Regions from separate parts of the Homo sapiens genome. Here all the other regions are linked to region 1. The links are chromatin contacts, found by Hi-C or POLR2A ChIA-PET in ENCODE. All regions are on one chromosome and are shown on one strand. Each heading gives the region's core, a stretch centred on a gene start or an enhancer-like site at or near the end of the contact. The rest is flanking DNA. Distances are from core to core; before and after follow the strand shown. Region 1 has its middle 14 kb from the start of SMCO1. Region 2 has its middle 15 kb from the start of TFRC. Region 3 has its middle 27 kb from the start of LINC00885. Region 4 overlaps LINC00885 (long intergenic non-protein coding RNA 885).

The links. Hi-C counts contacts between places; a loop is a spot of excess contacts on that map. ChIA-PET counts read pairs that join two places held with the same protein, here RNA polymerase II (POLR2A). Pooled maps may share reads with other maps.
Region 2: a loop to region 1 is called in a pooled map, with 4 times the contacts of the local background. The contact joins two enhancer-like sites. A Hi-C loop is called at or near these places in 3 of 168 maps with a recorded cell type or tissue (IMR-90, K562 and Right ventricle myocardium inferior), 4 of 37 single-sample maps with no recorded cell type and 4 of 50 pooled maps. POLR2A ChIA-PET finds 5 or more read pairs at or near these places in 2 of 52 experiments (OCI-LY7 and PC-9).
Region 3: a loop to region 1 is called in a pooled map, with 4 times the contacts of the local background. The contact joins two enhancer-like sites. A Hi-C loop is called at or near these places in 1 of 37 single-sample maps with no recorded cell type and 2 of 50 pooled maps. POLR2A ChIA-PET finds 5 or more read pairs at or near these places in 3 of 52 experiments (OCI-LY7, PC-9 and WTC11).
Region 4: a loop to region 1 is called in a pooled map, with 2.9 times the contacts of the local background. The contact joins two enhancer-like sites. A Hi-C loop is called at or near these places in 1 of 37 single-sample maps with no recorded cell type and 2 of 50 pooled maps. POLR2A ChIA-PET finds 5 or more read pairs at or near these places in 1 of 52 experiments (OCI-LY7).

Annotation. Positions count from the first base shown.
Region 1 is chr3:196,527,165-196,530,611 of GRCh38, reverse strand. It overlaps the pseudogene NAA50P2. Among named protein-coding and RNA genes, the nearest start is that of SMCO1, 14 kb to the right of the region's middle. RefSeq lists a silencer at 1,555-1,854 and an enhancer at 2,625-2,694. Within about 2 kb of position 1,736, at least 10 of the 41 ENCODE cell types and tissues checked have a DNase peak (open chromatin) inside an H3K27ac peak, as active enhancers do.
Region 2 is chr3:196,095,267-196,098,713 of GRCh38, reverse strand. No RefSeq gene overlaps it. Among named protein-coding and RNA genes, the nearest start is that of TFRC, 15 kb to the right of the region's middle. RefSeq lists an enhancer at 1,755-1,804. Within about 2 kb of position 1,918, at least 14 of the 41 ENCODE cell types and tissues checked have a DNase peak (open chromatin) inside an H3K27ac peak, as active enhancers do.
Region 3 is chr3:196,114,282-196,117,728 of GRCh38, reverse strand. No RefSeq gene overlaps it. Among named protein-coding and RNA genes, the nearest start is that of LINC00885, 27 kb to the left of the region's middle. Within about 2 kb of position 1,813, at least 3 of the 41 ENCODE cell types and tissues checked have a DNase peak (open chromatin) inside an H3K27ac peak, as active enhancers do.
Region 4 is chr3:196,158,248-196,161,694 of GRCh38, reverse strand. LINC00885 (long intergenic non-protein coding RNA 885) reads right to left here. Exons shown (of 3, transcript NR_034088.1): 3 at 805-1,795. Among named protein-coding and RNA genes, the nearest start is that of LINC00885, 17 kb to the right of the region's middle. RefSeq lists a silencer at 1,189-1,238 and enhancers at 1,539-1,738, 1,759-1,828. Within about 2 kb of position 1,539, at least 17 of the 41 ENCODE cell types and tissues checked have a DNase peak (open chromatin) inside an H3K27ac peak, as active enhancers do.

The DNA of each region.
Region 1 (3,447 bases), core at 487-2,986:
TCTAAATTTTAGGCATATTACAGATATAAATGTAATAGGTAAAGTGGTGAAGCTTCTAAAAGGAAAAAAATATTTTCATGACCTTGGGGTAGGAAAAATTTCATATATAAGACATCAAAATGAAAACATGATAAATTGGACTACTTGAAAATTAAGAACATTAGTTCATGAAAACACACCATCAAGATGATGAAAAGAAAGCCACGGAGTGGACCGGGTGCGGTGGCTCAAGCCTGTAATCCCAGCACTTTGGGAGGCCGAGGCAGGCGAATCATGAGGTCAAGAGATCGAGACCATCCTGCCCAACATGGTGAAACCCCGTCTCTACTAGAAATACAAAAATTAGCTGGGCTTGGTGGCATGTGCCTGTAGTCCCAGCTATTCAGGAGGCTAAGGCAGGAGAATCACTTGAACCCGGGAGGCAGAGGTTGCAGTGAGCCGAGATCGTGCCATTGCACTCCAGCCTGGGCGACACAGAGAGACTACATCTCACAAAAAAAAAAAAAAAAAAAAAGATACAATGCACTTTGGGTATTCAGGGGAAAGGGTGGGAAGGGGGCGAGGGATAAAAGACCACACGTTGGGTACCGTGTACACTGCTCGAGTGATGGCTGCACCAAATCTCAGAAATCACCACTGAAGAACTTATGAAACCAAACACCACCTGTTCCCCAAAAACCTATTGAAATAAATAAAAAGTAAGTAAAATATAAAAATGGTAAATTTTGTTATGTATATTTTTGCACAATTTAAACAAACTTTTCTGGCTCACACCTGTAATCCCAGCACTTTGGGAGGCCAAGGCGGGAGGACCACTTGAGCCCAGGAGTTGGAGACCAGCCTGGGCAACGTAGCAAGACTATGTCTTAATTAATTAATTAATTAATTAATTTATGGAGACAGAGTCTCGCCCTGTCACCCAGGCTGGAGTGCAATGGCACGATCTTGGCTCACTACAACCTCTGCCTTCTGGGTTCAAGCGATTCTCCTGCCTCAGCCTCCCGAGTAGCTGGGATTACAGGTGCGCGCCACCACGCCCGGCTAATTTGTTGTATCTTTAGTAGAGATGGGGGTTTCACCATGTTGGCCAGGCTGGTTTCGAACTCCTGACCTCGTGATCCGCCAGCCTCAGCCTCCCAAAGTGCTGGGATTACAGGCGTGAGCCACCGTGCCCGGCCTCAGAAGCTCCACAGTGGGCCTCTTCTTATATTTCATGGGCCAGAATTCTGCCACCTGTCCGTTCCTAAACCAATGATAACGGCAATAATAATAAAATTGCTGTGATTGATTTATTCTAAGACTCACCCCCAACTCTCACACTGGGAAGGGGCTCAGCTTCCCCTGAAGCACGTGGCTGCCCAATACTCAAACAATATCTGGATTTTGCTAAGGAGAAAAAAGTAGTGGCGGGGATCAGGGAGGACCCAGCAAGGTTTTTCTCACTGGGGCAGGGACTGATTCCCTGAGGACGCCGAAGTTCTTCCGGAGACGCACCTGAGACGGACTGACTCCCACCCCGGAGTCCCTGCGGAGTTATAAATGTCCCTTAGATCTGTCCCCTCAGCTCTCCATTCCGGGGACCAGTGTTCTGAGCTCGGCCGCCATCGCCTCACGCTCAGCGACGGGCGTGGCCGGGAGCCGCCTGCGGATGGAGGAAGCGGCCGCCAGCGCCCCCTGGAGGCTCGGGCCGGCTCCACTCCCGCGGCCCCCGCCACCGCCCAGCTCCCCGCGGAGGCGCCCAGGCCGGTCTGAGCCCGACAGGGCGGAACCACCGCGGCGGCGCTGCCCTGAGTGGAAATGCGGCCTCCGCAGCGGGAGAAGATGCTGGGAGCCGGATGGGGCCCGGAGGCGCGACACCGCAGTTCTCCGTACTTGAAGACACCCATCCAGGCCACCTTTTCAGTCGGCTGCAGGGACACGTCCTACAAGGGCGTGCTGGAGGCTGAGCTAGCAAAGCTGGGGCGAGGGCGGGACGGTGGATCATTCGCAGACACATCATCACACCAGGGTGTCCGGCACCTTACCCAAGGCCAGGAATAGCAACTCAGATGTTAAATCGTGTCAAACATCTGTGGAGAAGATGGCACCTTTTTCTTCTCCTTCTTTCTCTCTCTCTCTCTCTTTCTTTTTTTTTTTTTTTTTTTTTTTTTTTTTTTTTTTTTTTTTGAGATGGAGTCTCGCTCTGTCACCCAGGCTGGAGTACAGTGGCGCGATCTCGGCTCACTGCAACGTCCACCTCCCGGGTTCAAGTGATTCTCCTGCCTCAGCCTCCCGAGTAGCTGAGATTAGAGGCATGTGCTACCACGCCCGGCTAATTTTTGTATTTTTAGTAGAGACGGGGTTTCACCATGCTGGCCTGGCAGGTCTTGAACTCCCGACCTCAGGACATCCGCCCGCCTTGGCCTCCCAAAGTGCTGGGGTTACAGATGGGAGCCACCGCGCCTGGCTAATTTTTGTGTTTTTAGTAGAGACGGGGTTTCACCATATTGGCCAGGCTAGTTTCGAACTCCTGTACTCTAGGGATCTGCCTACTTCAGCCTCCCAAAGTGCTGGGATTACAGGCATAAGCCACTGCCCAGCCAAGATGGCACTTTTGACAACATCTGTTTGTCCAGATCAGCAATGAGTCAGCAATTGACTTCTACAGAAGTTTGGCTTTGAGATGACTGAGACAAAGACAGATAAAGGATAAGAGGATGGAGCCTGCAGATGCTCAGGAGTTGCAGAAAAACCTCAAAGTCCCTTCCGATCAGAATGGAGATATGCAAAACACAACTGAACAAGTCACAAAATGAACCTTCTTGCACTTGCTTGTTGACAAAAAAAGACAAGCCCATTGATTTTCACCCCCTCTTTCTTGTAAAGCTTTCCTGCACTGCCATGTTTTTGTTTTTCCTTCTTTCTTTTCTTTTCAAAGTTTTAATACTTTCAAGGACTTTAAAAATGATCATGTTTGGGCCAGGCGCAGTGACTCACTCCTGTAATCCCAGCACTTTGGGAGGCCAAGGTGGGTGGATCACTTGAGGTCAGGAGTTCCAGACGAGCCTGGCCAACATGGTGAAACCCCATCTGTACTAAAAATACAAAAATTAGCCAGGCGTGGTGGCGTGTGCCTGTAGTCCCAAGCTACTCAGGAGCCTGAGACAGGGGAATCGCTTGAACCTGGGAGGCAGAGGTTGCAGTGAGCCGAGATCGTGCCACTGCACTCCAGCCTGGGCCACAGAGCAAGACTCCATCTCAAAAAAAAAAAAAAAAAAAAAAAAAAAAAAAAGATCATGTTTGGATTGTTTCAGTTCTCTTATTTTTGTGAGGTGGTTTGACTGAAGGCAGGAGAAGGTAGATCTGTTTAATTTCACAGTTAAGATAAATGGTTCTAAAAATTTAGGTGTCAAATAATTTCACATTTCTTAGCTTGGAGTTGGAGACCAGCCTGGGCAACATAGCAAG
Region 2 (3,447 bases), core at 669-3,168, 430 kb after region 1:
GAAATTTGTGCTCTATGGGTTTTTGTTTGTTTGTTTTGTTTTGTTTTAGTGACAGGGTTTTGCTCTGTCACGGAGGCTGGAGTGCTGTGGGATGATCATAGCTCATGAACTCCTGGATTCAAGGGATCCTCCTGCTTCACCTTCCTGAGTAGCTGGGACTACAGGCGCGTGCCGCTCAGCCAGCTAAAGTTTTTTTTTTTTTTTTTTTTTTTTTTTTTGAGATGATGTCTCACTGTGTCGCCCAGGCTGGAGTGCAGAAGTGCCATCTTGGCTCACTGCAACTTCTGCCTCCTGGGTTCAAGTGATTCTCCTGCCTCAGCCTACTGAGTAGCTGGGATTACAGGTACCCACCACCATGCCCAGCTATTTTTTGTATTTTCAGTAGAGACGGGGTTTCACCATGTTGGCCAGGCTGGTCTCAAACTCCTGACCTCAAGTGATCCGCTGCCTTGGCCTCGCAAAGTGCTGGGATTACAGGCGTGAGCCACCACACCCAGCCAGTTCTATGGGTTTTGAAAAATGCAGTCTCATGTACCATACAGAAGAGTTTCGCTGCCCTAAAATATCATATATGGTTTACCTATTCAGCCTATACTTCATTCTCCAAGCCTCTGGCAACCACTGATGTATTTTAGGTCTCTATAATTTCACCTTTTCCAGAATGTCATATAAATAGAATCATTATAGTATACAGTCTTTTAAGACTGGTTTCTGGCTGGGCATGATGATTCACGCCTGAAACCCCAGCACTTTGGGAGGCCAAGGTGGGTGGATCACTGGAGCCCAGGAGTTTGAGACCAGCCCTAGCAACATAGAAAGATCCTGTCTCTACAAAAATTACAAAACAACTAGCCAGGGGTGGGGACGTGCTCTTGTAGTTCCAGCTGCAAGCTGAGGTAGGATGGCTGGAGCCTGGGATGTAGAGGCTGCGGTGAGCCATGGCCACTCCACTGCACTCCAGCCTGGGTGACAGAGTGAGACCCTATCTCAAAAAAAGAGAAAAGAACAAAAAGACTTATCAGGTAAAATGGCCCAGAATCTAAATTTATGGCCCTCTACTAATCTTGCTGTTTCTTGCTCTAATGGATTTATGGCCATGAGAAACTGCAGCGAAGTGAAGGTGTGCCTGGAAGGGAGAGATGGACTCTGATTAATTGTATCAGTCTCCTGGCAATAGCTAACCTTATATACATAAGCATTAAAACCAAATCCAAGGACATCCTGTTTTGGAACATTAAAGTGCTGTTGTCACAGAAAGGAAGGCAGTCCTTCCTCTCTAAATTTATAATGTCAATCATTCCTTTGAGAGTTTTCGCTGGCCCTATATATTTTGCACCTGTTCCCAATAATCCAGATGGTACTGTGGGGGCCAAAGTCCTTGGCTCCCTGAAGTTTCACTAAAAAATCAATTCACAGCTTGGCGCGGTGGCTCATCTCTGTAATCCCAGCACTTTGGGAGGCCGAGGCGGGTGGATCACTCGAAGTCAGGAGTTTGAGACCAGCCTGACCAAAACGGTGAAACCCCATCTCTACTAAAATTACAAAAATTAGTTGGGCGTGGTGGTGCACGCCTGTAATCCCAGCTACTCCAGAGGCTGAGGCAGGAGAATCACTTGAACCCAGGAGGCAGAGGTTGCAGTGAGCCACGATCATGCCACTGCACTCCAGCCTGGGCAACAAGAGCAAAACTCCGTCTCAAAAAAAAGGAGAAAAGAAAACTCCTGTTCTTCTCTAGCCCAGGCCCAGTCTGCAGGAGAGGTTTCAGAGCAGGGTTCGTGTGGACTGGCTGTTGAGCTGCGTCTTCCCAGGGGTTCAGGGGAGTCCACGACAGCTGTAGACTGTTCTTCCGGCTCACAGTTTCACAAACTCAGTTTCGTCAGTTCACCAGAGTCATCAGGTAATTCGCTACCCAAGGGCACAAAATCCCGATTCATGAGGCCTATTTATTAATTCGTGTGGGGTAAGAGAACTGCTGTGCAGGCCAAGTCTTCCTGCTGAGGTCTGGTGTCTTCTCAGGAGGGAAAATTGTTTCAAGATCAGGATTAGTGGATTGTTTGGCAGTTGTGCAGTGGCTGCAAAGTAGCTGAATGGTCTTAGGGACCGTTGCTGAAGCTGGGACAGCCCCAGGGATCGCCCTGGTCCACTGAAAAGCTTAGAATGCAAAAAATAGAATGCATTACAGCTACCTAAAAATAGCTGCCAAGCAGAAACCGCTTTCATGCCAGCTGGCCACACAGGGTGCCCTTTCTGTGGGGAGTGTTGTAGAAACAGCTAATAAAAACTTCTTCCTCTAAAGTCTACTCAAGGGTTGGTCTAAGACCAGCAGCAGCCTGGGTATCAGTTAGGAGCTTGTTAGAAACACCGTCTTGGACCCCCACCAGACCTTCTGAATCAGAATCTGCATTTTAACACGTCCCCTCCATGGGACTTATCTGCACATTAAAGTTTCTTTAAAAAAATATTTTCAAGGGCTGGGTATGGTGGCTCACACCTGTAATCCCAGCACTTTGGGAGGTTGAGGTAGGTGGATCACTTGAGGTAAGGAGTTAGAGATCAGCCTGGCCAACATGGTGAAACCCCTTCTCTACAAAAAATACAAAAATTAGCCGGGCGTGGTGGTGGGTGCCTGTAGTCCCAGCTACTCAGGAGGCTGAGGCAGGAGAATCACTGGAACCCGGGAGGTGGAGGTTGCAGTGAGCTGAGATTGCGCCACTGCACTCCAGCCTGGGCAACAAGAGTGAAACTTCGTCTCTTTCTCTCTCAAAAATAAATAAATAAATAATAAATGAAAATAAATAATATATGTATATGAATATATATATTTTTAAGAAACAAGGTCTCACTCTGTAGTCAAGGCTTAGCTGCAGTGGCACAATCATAGCTCAGAGTAGCCTTGGACTCCTGGGCTCAAGCAATCCTCCTGCCTTGGCCTCCAAAGTGCTGGGATTATAGATGTGACACTGCATGGAGCTCACATGAATGTTTAAGAAGCACTAGGCTAGGCTGGGTGTGGTGGCTCATGCCTGTAATCCTAGCACTTTGGGAGGCTGAGGTGATCATGAGGTCAGAAGTTCGAGACCAGCCTGTCCAACATGGTGAAACCCCGTCTCTACTAAAAATGCAAAAATTAGCCGGGTGTGGAGGCATGTGCCTGTAATCCCAGCTACTCGGGAGGCTGGGGCAGGAGAATTGCGTGAACCCAGGAGGCGGAGGTTGCACTGAGCAGAGATCACGCCACTGCACTCCAGCCTGGGAGACAGGGCAAGACTCCGTCTCAAAAAAAAAAAAAAAAAAAGAAGCGCTAGGCTAGAGTCTAGCCTCTATCTGGATCTCAAAACCAATCTAACCTTTATTCATCTTACTACCTGCAGGAAAACCTGCCTGTACCTTAATAAAGCCAAGGCTAGAGCCAGGCATGCTGGCTCTCACCTGTAATCCCAGCACTTT
Region 3 (3,447 bases), core at 564-3,063, 410 kb after region 1:
TTTGCTTTCTTTATGGAATCTTTTAATAAATATCAATTCTGAGTTTTAATAGAATAAAATTTATCAATAATTTTCTTGTATGGCTTGCACATTTTATGTCTGATTTTGAAAATCACTTCCAGCCAGGCATGGTGGCTCACAACTGTAATCCCAGCATTTTGCGAGGCCGAGGTCCATCTCTACTTAAAAACAAAAACAGGGCCGGGCGCGGTGGCTCACACCTGTAATCCCAGCACTTTGGGAGGGTGAGGGATCATGAGGCAGGGAGATCACAAGGTCAGGAGACCATCGAGACCAGCCTGGCCAACATGGTGAAACCCCGTCTCTACTAAAAATACAAAAAATTAGCTGGGTGTAGTGGTGGGTGCCTGTAATCCCAGCTACTCGGGAGGCTGAGGCAGGAGAATCGCTTAAACCCACAAGGCAGAGGTTGCAGTGAGCCAAGATCACGCCACTGCACTCCAGCCTGGGTGACAGAGCAAGACTCTGTCTCAAAACACAAACAAACAAAAACACAAAAAACTGGAGTCTCTGAGCCTACTCTGGCTCAGGAGGCTGCCAACAAAAAAAAAAAAAAGTGGGGGGTGGGAAAGGAAAAAATCATTTACTATCCCAACGTAATAAGATACTTTTCTATTTAGTTTTTTTCTAAAAGGCTTATAATTTGGACTTTCCCATTCACATCGTTAAATCTCCTGGCATTTTATTTTTATGTTTGAGGTGATATAGGGAAGATGCTTGTGATATCTATTATACTCAGTTATGGGCAATGTTTGTACTCTCTAAACTCACTCAGGTACTACACAAACAAAGCTTACTTCCTTCAATTCAATTGTGTAAGGTTTTATTTAGTATCTGTTGTGGGATTATCTAGAAGCAGGGTAGGCCCTGTATAAGGAAAAAAAATAAAATTATGGATTGCTAAAGTTTTGAATCATTAATTAGGAAGGTAATGTGAAGGGGACAATCACATATTTTCTGGCATCCTGATCTATCGTATTTACATAGAAAGAGAGGCGTATATAGGTTCTGGGGCTGATTTATTGTTTTCACATAGAAAGAGAGGCGCATATAGGTTCTGGGGCTGATTTATTGTTTTCACATAGAAAGAGATGCGTATATACGTTCTCTGGCTGATTTATTGTTTTCACAGAGAAAGAGAGGCATATATAGGTTCTCTGGCTGATTTATTGTTTTCACAGAGAAAGAGAGGCATATATAGGTTCTGGGGCTGATTTATTGTTTTCACAGAGAAAGAGAGGCGTATATAGGTTCTTTGGCTGATTTATCGTTTTCACATAGAGAGGTGTATATAGGTTCTGTGACTGATTTATTGTTCTCACATAGAAAGAGAGGCATATATAGGTTCTGTGGCTGATTTATTGTTCTCATATCGAAAGAGAGGCGTATATAGGTTCTCTGGCTGATTTATTGTTTTCACATAGAAAGAGAGGTGTGTATAGGTTCTGGGGCTGATTTATTGTTTTCACATAGAAAGAGAGGCGTATATAGGTTCTCTGGCTGATTTATTGTTTTCACATAGAAAGAGAGGCGTGTATAGGTTCTGGGGCTGATTTATTGTTTTCACATAGAAAGAGAGGCGTATATAGGTTCTGGGGCTGATTCATTGTTTTCACAGAGAAAGACAAGTGTATATAGGTTCTGGGGCTGATTTATTGTTTTCACATAGAGAGGCGTATAGAGGTTCTGGGGCTGATCTGTTTTCACAGAGAAAGACAGTTGTATATAGGTTCTGTGGGCCTTTGGGGGTTCCCATTCTCACTTCCTTTCTTATGAGTGTGGTGAGCATTGGGGTGTGGGGGTGAGTCTCAGGTTTTTGTTTACATTCAAATATGTTACTTTTCTTTTGCTGCAGAGATATGCTATGGTCCAGAAATTTTTCTTAAGATCCTTCAATGATCCTCTACTTTTTCACAAGTAGAGATGGGTGTTTCAGAACAAGTACGGTACTGTGTGGCTAGTTGCTTCTACCACTGCTGTGAGCATGGTCAAAATTAACCAGGCCATGCTTGGGTCACGTCAAACAATGGGCTTACCATAAGCCTCCCATCGTCACTCTTAAAAAACACTCCAAGCCGATAGCCCGTCATGTTTGAATTTGTAAAGGCAACTAACTTGGGAAGTTCTTTCTCATCCAATGTGAAAAATTCCTTTTCTTCTTAAATCACTATTGCGTATGTTTCAGCAGAGGTTTTTTTGTTGTTGTTGTTGTTGATAACCTATAAATACATACGGAGGCTTCTAAAAGGCCTTTGTGGTCCCTGGGGAGCCATACTCTTAATGCAACAAAAATAGCACTTAAAAAATACATACATATATATATATATAATTATTACATGTAAAAAATAGAAAAGGGAACAAAAATTAGTTGGCATGGTGGCATGCACCTGTAATCCCAGCTACTCAGGAGGCTGAAGCAGGAGAATTACTCGAACCTGGGAGGTGGAGGTTGCAGTGAGCCAAGATCGCACCATTGCACTCCAACCTGGGTGACAGAGCGAGACTGTCTCAAAAAATAAAATAAAAAATAAAAAAGGGAAAAAAAGGAACGTGTCCTCATGCCTCTTTCCAGTCAATTCCTGCTGCTCCCAGTACCCACCTCCTCAGCAAAAGGCAACCACTTTGCAGCTTGCACTTTTTTTTAAGGCAGAGTCTCTCTCTCAGTGGCAAGAACACAGCTTATTGCAGCCTCAACCTCGTGGGCTCAAGTGATCCACCTGCCTTGGCCTTCAGCTAGCTGCAGCTATCCTTCTTCAAAAGGACTCAATGGACCTCGGTTTGTGTATCCATACATGATGAGGAGGGATGAGATGGCCTGCAAAGATCCTGCTTTAGGAAGCTCTGATGCTCAAGGGGCCCACGTGGGCAAATAAATATAATGATGTGCATAAACCTAAACATATTTTTATAAATAACCAACCAATAGTTCATGGTGGGTAGCTCCAGTAAACAAAAAAGAAAAAAAGAAAAGAACCACGCAAGGGTACTGAGGGAGAGGCACCACAGACCAATAAATCCTTGCAAAAGAACAGCTGCTTTGGGCAGGCGCAGAGGCTCACGTCTGTAATCTCAGCAATTTGGGAGGCCAAGGTGGGCTGATCAGTTGAGCCTGGGACTTCAAGACCAGCCTGGGAAACATGGTAAAATCCTGTCTCTACAAAATATAAATTAGCAGGGTGGGTGTGATGGTGTGTGCCTGTAGTCCCAGCTATTCGGGAGGCTGAGGTGGGAGGATGGCTTGAGCCCAGATGTCGAGGCTCCCAAGTTCACGCCACTGCACTCCAGCCTGGGTGAGTGAGACCCTGTCTCAAAAAGAAAAAAGAAAAAAGAAAAGACACTTCTTTTTTTTTTTTTGAGACAGTCTCGCTCTGTTGCCCAGGCTGGAGTGCAGTAGCGCAATCTCGGCTTACTGCAAGCTCTGCCTCC
Region 4 (3,447 bases), core at 290-2,789, 370 kb after region 1:
TGGTCTTGAACTCCTGACCTCAGGTGATCCAACTGCCTCGACCTCCCAAAGTGCTGGGACTACAGGCATAAGCCACTGTGCCTGGCCAATTTTTCTTTTTTAGAAGTTTATTTTAGGCCAGACGCAGTGGCTCACGCCTGTATTCCCAGCACTTTGGGAGGCCAAGGTGGGTGGATCACGAGGTCAGGAGATCGAGACCATCCTGACCAACATGGTGAAACCCCATCTCTACCAAAAATACAAAAATTACCTGGGCGTGGTGGCAGACGCCTGTAATCCCAGCTACTCCGGAGGCTGAGGCAGGAGAATCACTTGAACCTGGGAGGTGGAGGTTGCCGAGATCATGCCACTGCACTCCAGTCTGGACACAGAGCTAGACTCTGTCTCAGAAAAAAAAAAAAAAAAAAAAAAAAAAAAAAAATATATATATATATATATATATATATTTTAATTTAGTTTTTATTTGGAATGCAGTGGTGTGATCACGGCTCAGTGTAACTTCAACCTCCTGGGCTCAAGTGATCCTCCTGCTTCAGCCTCCTGAATAGCTGGGACCACAGGTGCCTGCCACCAGCTGCCTAACTTTTTTTTTTTTTTTTTTTTTTTTTTTTTGTAGAGATGGAGTCTTTGCTATGTTGCCCAGGCTGGTCTCAAACTCCTGGCCTCAAGTGATCTTCCCTCCTTGGTCTCCCAAATTATTGGAATTATAGGCGTGAGCCACTGCCCCCAGCCTGGTTATGATTTTTTAGTGATCATGGTGTCTATTGGAAATTCTTAGAAAGTAAGAAATGCTACAAAATGTTTCTAAATGTAGTGCCATTTTCTTGAATACTGAATGAATTCATTTACAAGCCAGTTAGTAAACCATTAGCAACTGAAGATTGTCCATGTTGGCAGTATTTACACGACGGAAATAGCAAACACTACAAATCAGTGAAGTGTACAAATCAGTGTGGTCATTCATAGCACCAACCCTGCCCCAGCTGATTTACTCCTGATCACTGGGAAATTATTTGTTTTTTCTTTTAATCTCTGGGTGACTCAAATGTGTAGTCAGCAATCTGGAAGAAGTTCAGGATCTTGAGTCCACTGAGATAGGCCCCAACAGGGACTGTGGCTCAAGAGGAACCCGGACTGAATTCCATCTAGAAGGAGGACTCACTCCGGGAAAGAGGGAGTGCTCCTTAGGGAGGTGCTCCCTGCCTCCAGCCCAGGCCTTGCTCTTGGTGAGTGGTCATTTAGAGCAGGGGTTTCATGTCTTCATGTCTTTGTATTTGCACAGTAGTCAATTTATTTACTGCTGCCACTTTATTCAGTAACCTTTAGCCTATTAATTGTGTTTATTTTATTTCCCTTTTCGTCTTTCAGTGTTACTAGGCCCTGCTGGCAAACAGAATTGAGGGGGGCCTGCCCAGCAGGGAGGAAGGAGGGGCCACAGCGAGGAGTGTCTGGGACTCAGCTGAGCCTTTCTTGCCTCTGAGGCAGGTGGCCTGGGGAAGTCCTTGATCTTGAACCAGCCGGTTACAGTCTGCGGGTGGCCCCACCTTCAAAGTAAGAAATCCCCATGATTCCACTGGGGCGGCTTCAGCCAGAGGAAGCTGATGAGCCCAAGAGCTTCCTGAAAGCTGCCCAGGGCTCCTGAACAAAGGCTCCAGCTCTGAGAGGCCGTGTGAAACCGGCAAGAGCATGGAGTTACTCACGGGGCAATGGAGCATGGCACGTTCAGCGTGGAGTCCAGCGAACTGAAGGACAAATTAGATGTGCGTGTTTCAATGGAGGGGACTCTCAAAACAAGCTGTGGAGTAAAACAATGAAGGTTACCAAACCACGCACAGCACACACTGCCATTTGTGGGAACGCACTCACGTACAAACACTGAACCAGTGAAACGCCGTCTCTACTCAAAATACAAAAAATTAGCTGGGTGTGGTGGCCCGCACCTGTAATCCCAGCTACTTGGGAGGCTGAGGCAGAAGAATTGCTAGAACCTGGGAGGCGGAGGTGGCAGTGAGCCAAGATCATGCCATTGCAGTCCAGCCTGGGTGACGAGCGCGAAACTCCGTCTCAGACAACAACAACGACAACAAAACTAGTGACTGGAGAGGGTTTCGAAAGAACAAGCTGACCTGATGGACAAAGATATACATCAAAGATATATATATATATATACACCATATATAAACACTATTTAGAGTCTTTTTTTTTTTTTTTTGAGATGGAGTCTTACTCTGTTGCCCAGGCTGGAGTGCAGTGGTGTCATCTTGGCTCACTGCAACCTCCACCTCCCAGATTCAAGCGATTCTCCTGCCTCAGCCTCCCAAGTAGCTGGGGATTACAGGTGTGCGGCACCATACGCAGCTAATTTTTTGTATTTTTAGTAGAGATGGGGCTTCACCGTGTTGGCCAGGCTGGTCTCTAACTCCTGACCTCCACCCGCCTCGGCTTCCTAAAGTGCTCAGATTACAGGCATGAGCCACTGTGCCTGGCCACAATTTAGAGTCTTTATAAAGACAGGCTCCAAATAAAATTCGAGGTCTCTCCCCAGGGACATAGAAAAGAGAGTGGTCATGGCTGGACATCATGGTTCATGCCTGTAATCCCAGCACTTTGGGAGGCCAAGGCAGGCGGATCATGAGGTCAGGAGTTCGAGACCAACCTGGCCAATATGGTGAAACCCTGTCTCTACTAAAAATACAAAAATTAGCCAGACGTGGTGGCGTGTGCCTGTAGTCCCGGCTACTGGGGAGGCTGAGGCAGGAGAATAGCTTGAATCCGGGAGGCAGAGGTTGTAGTGAGCCAAGATCGTGCCACTGCACTCCAGCCTGGGCAATAGAGCAAGACTCTGTCTCAGAAAAAAAAAAGAGGCACCTTGAGTTTCCTAAGGGTAGGCCATGTCAGGTGAACAGCCCCTTTTATTCACAGGAGAAGGGAAGGGAAGAAGCAAACATCTGTAACAGGTTTCTCACTCCAGGCTCCATGCTGGGTGACCTGAGCGCTCACAGCAGCCTAAGGGTTAGTCAGGTGTCTCGTTTTACAGATGCCGAAACTGAAGGGCTGCAGTGAGTGTTGTGAGAAACTCCTCTCAGAGTTGTGTGGTGTGTGAAACATTATGGGACTTAATTACTTAAATGTGTTTGGAAATTCAACACCACAGATTAAGAATGTAGACATTATGTCATCAAACCTGGTTTTTAATCACAGCTCCTCTGCCTATTAGCTCAAGGACTTTAAACATATTATTTAATGTCTCTAAGCCTCAGTTTTCATATTTTTAAACTAGTGCTGATTATAATACACCTCTTAGGTTGTTGTGAGGATTGAATAAAATAAAATGAGCAAAGTGAAAAAAAAAAAAAGAAATTTGCTTCAGGGGGCAGTTGAAAATCTGGGTTCAGGCCGGGTGCCATGTCTCACGCCTGTAATCCCAGCACTTTGGGAGGTTGAGGT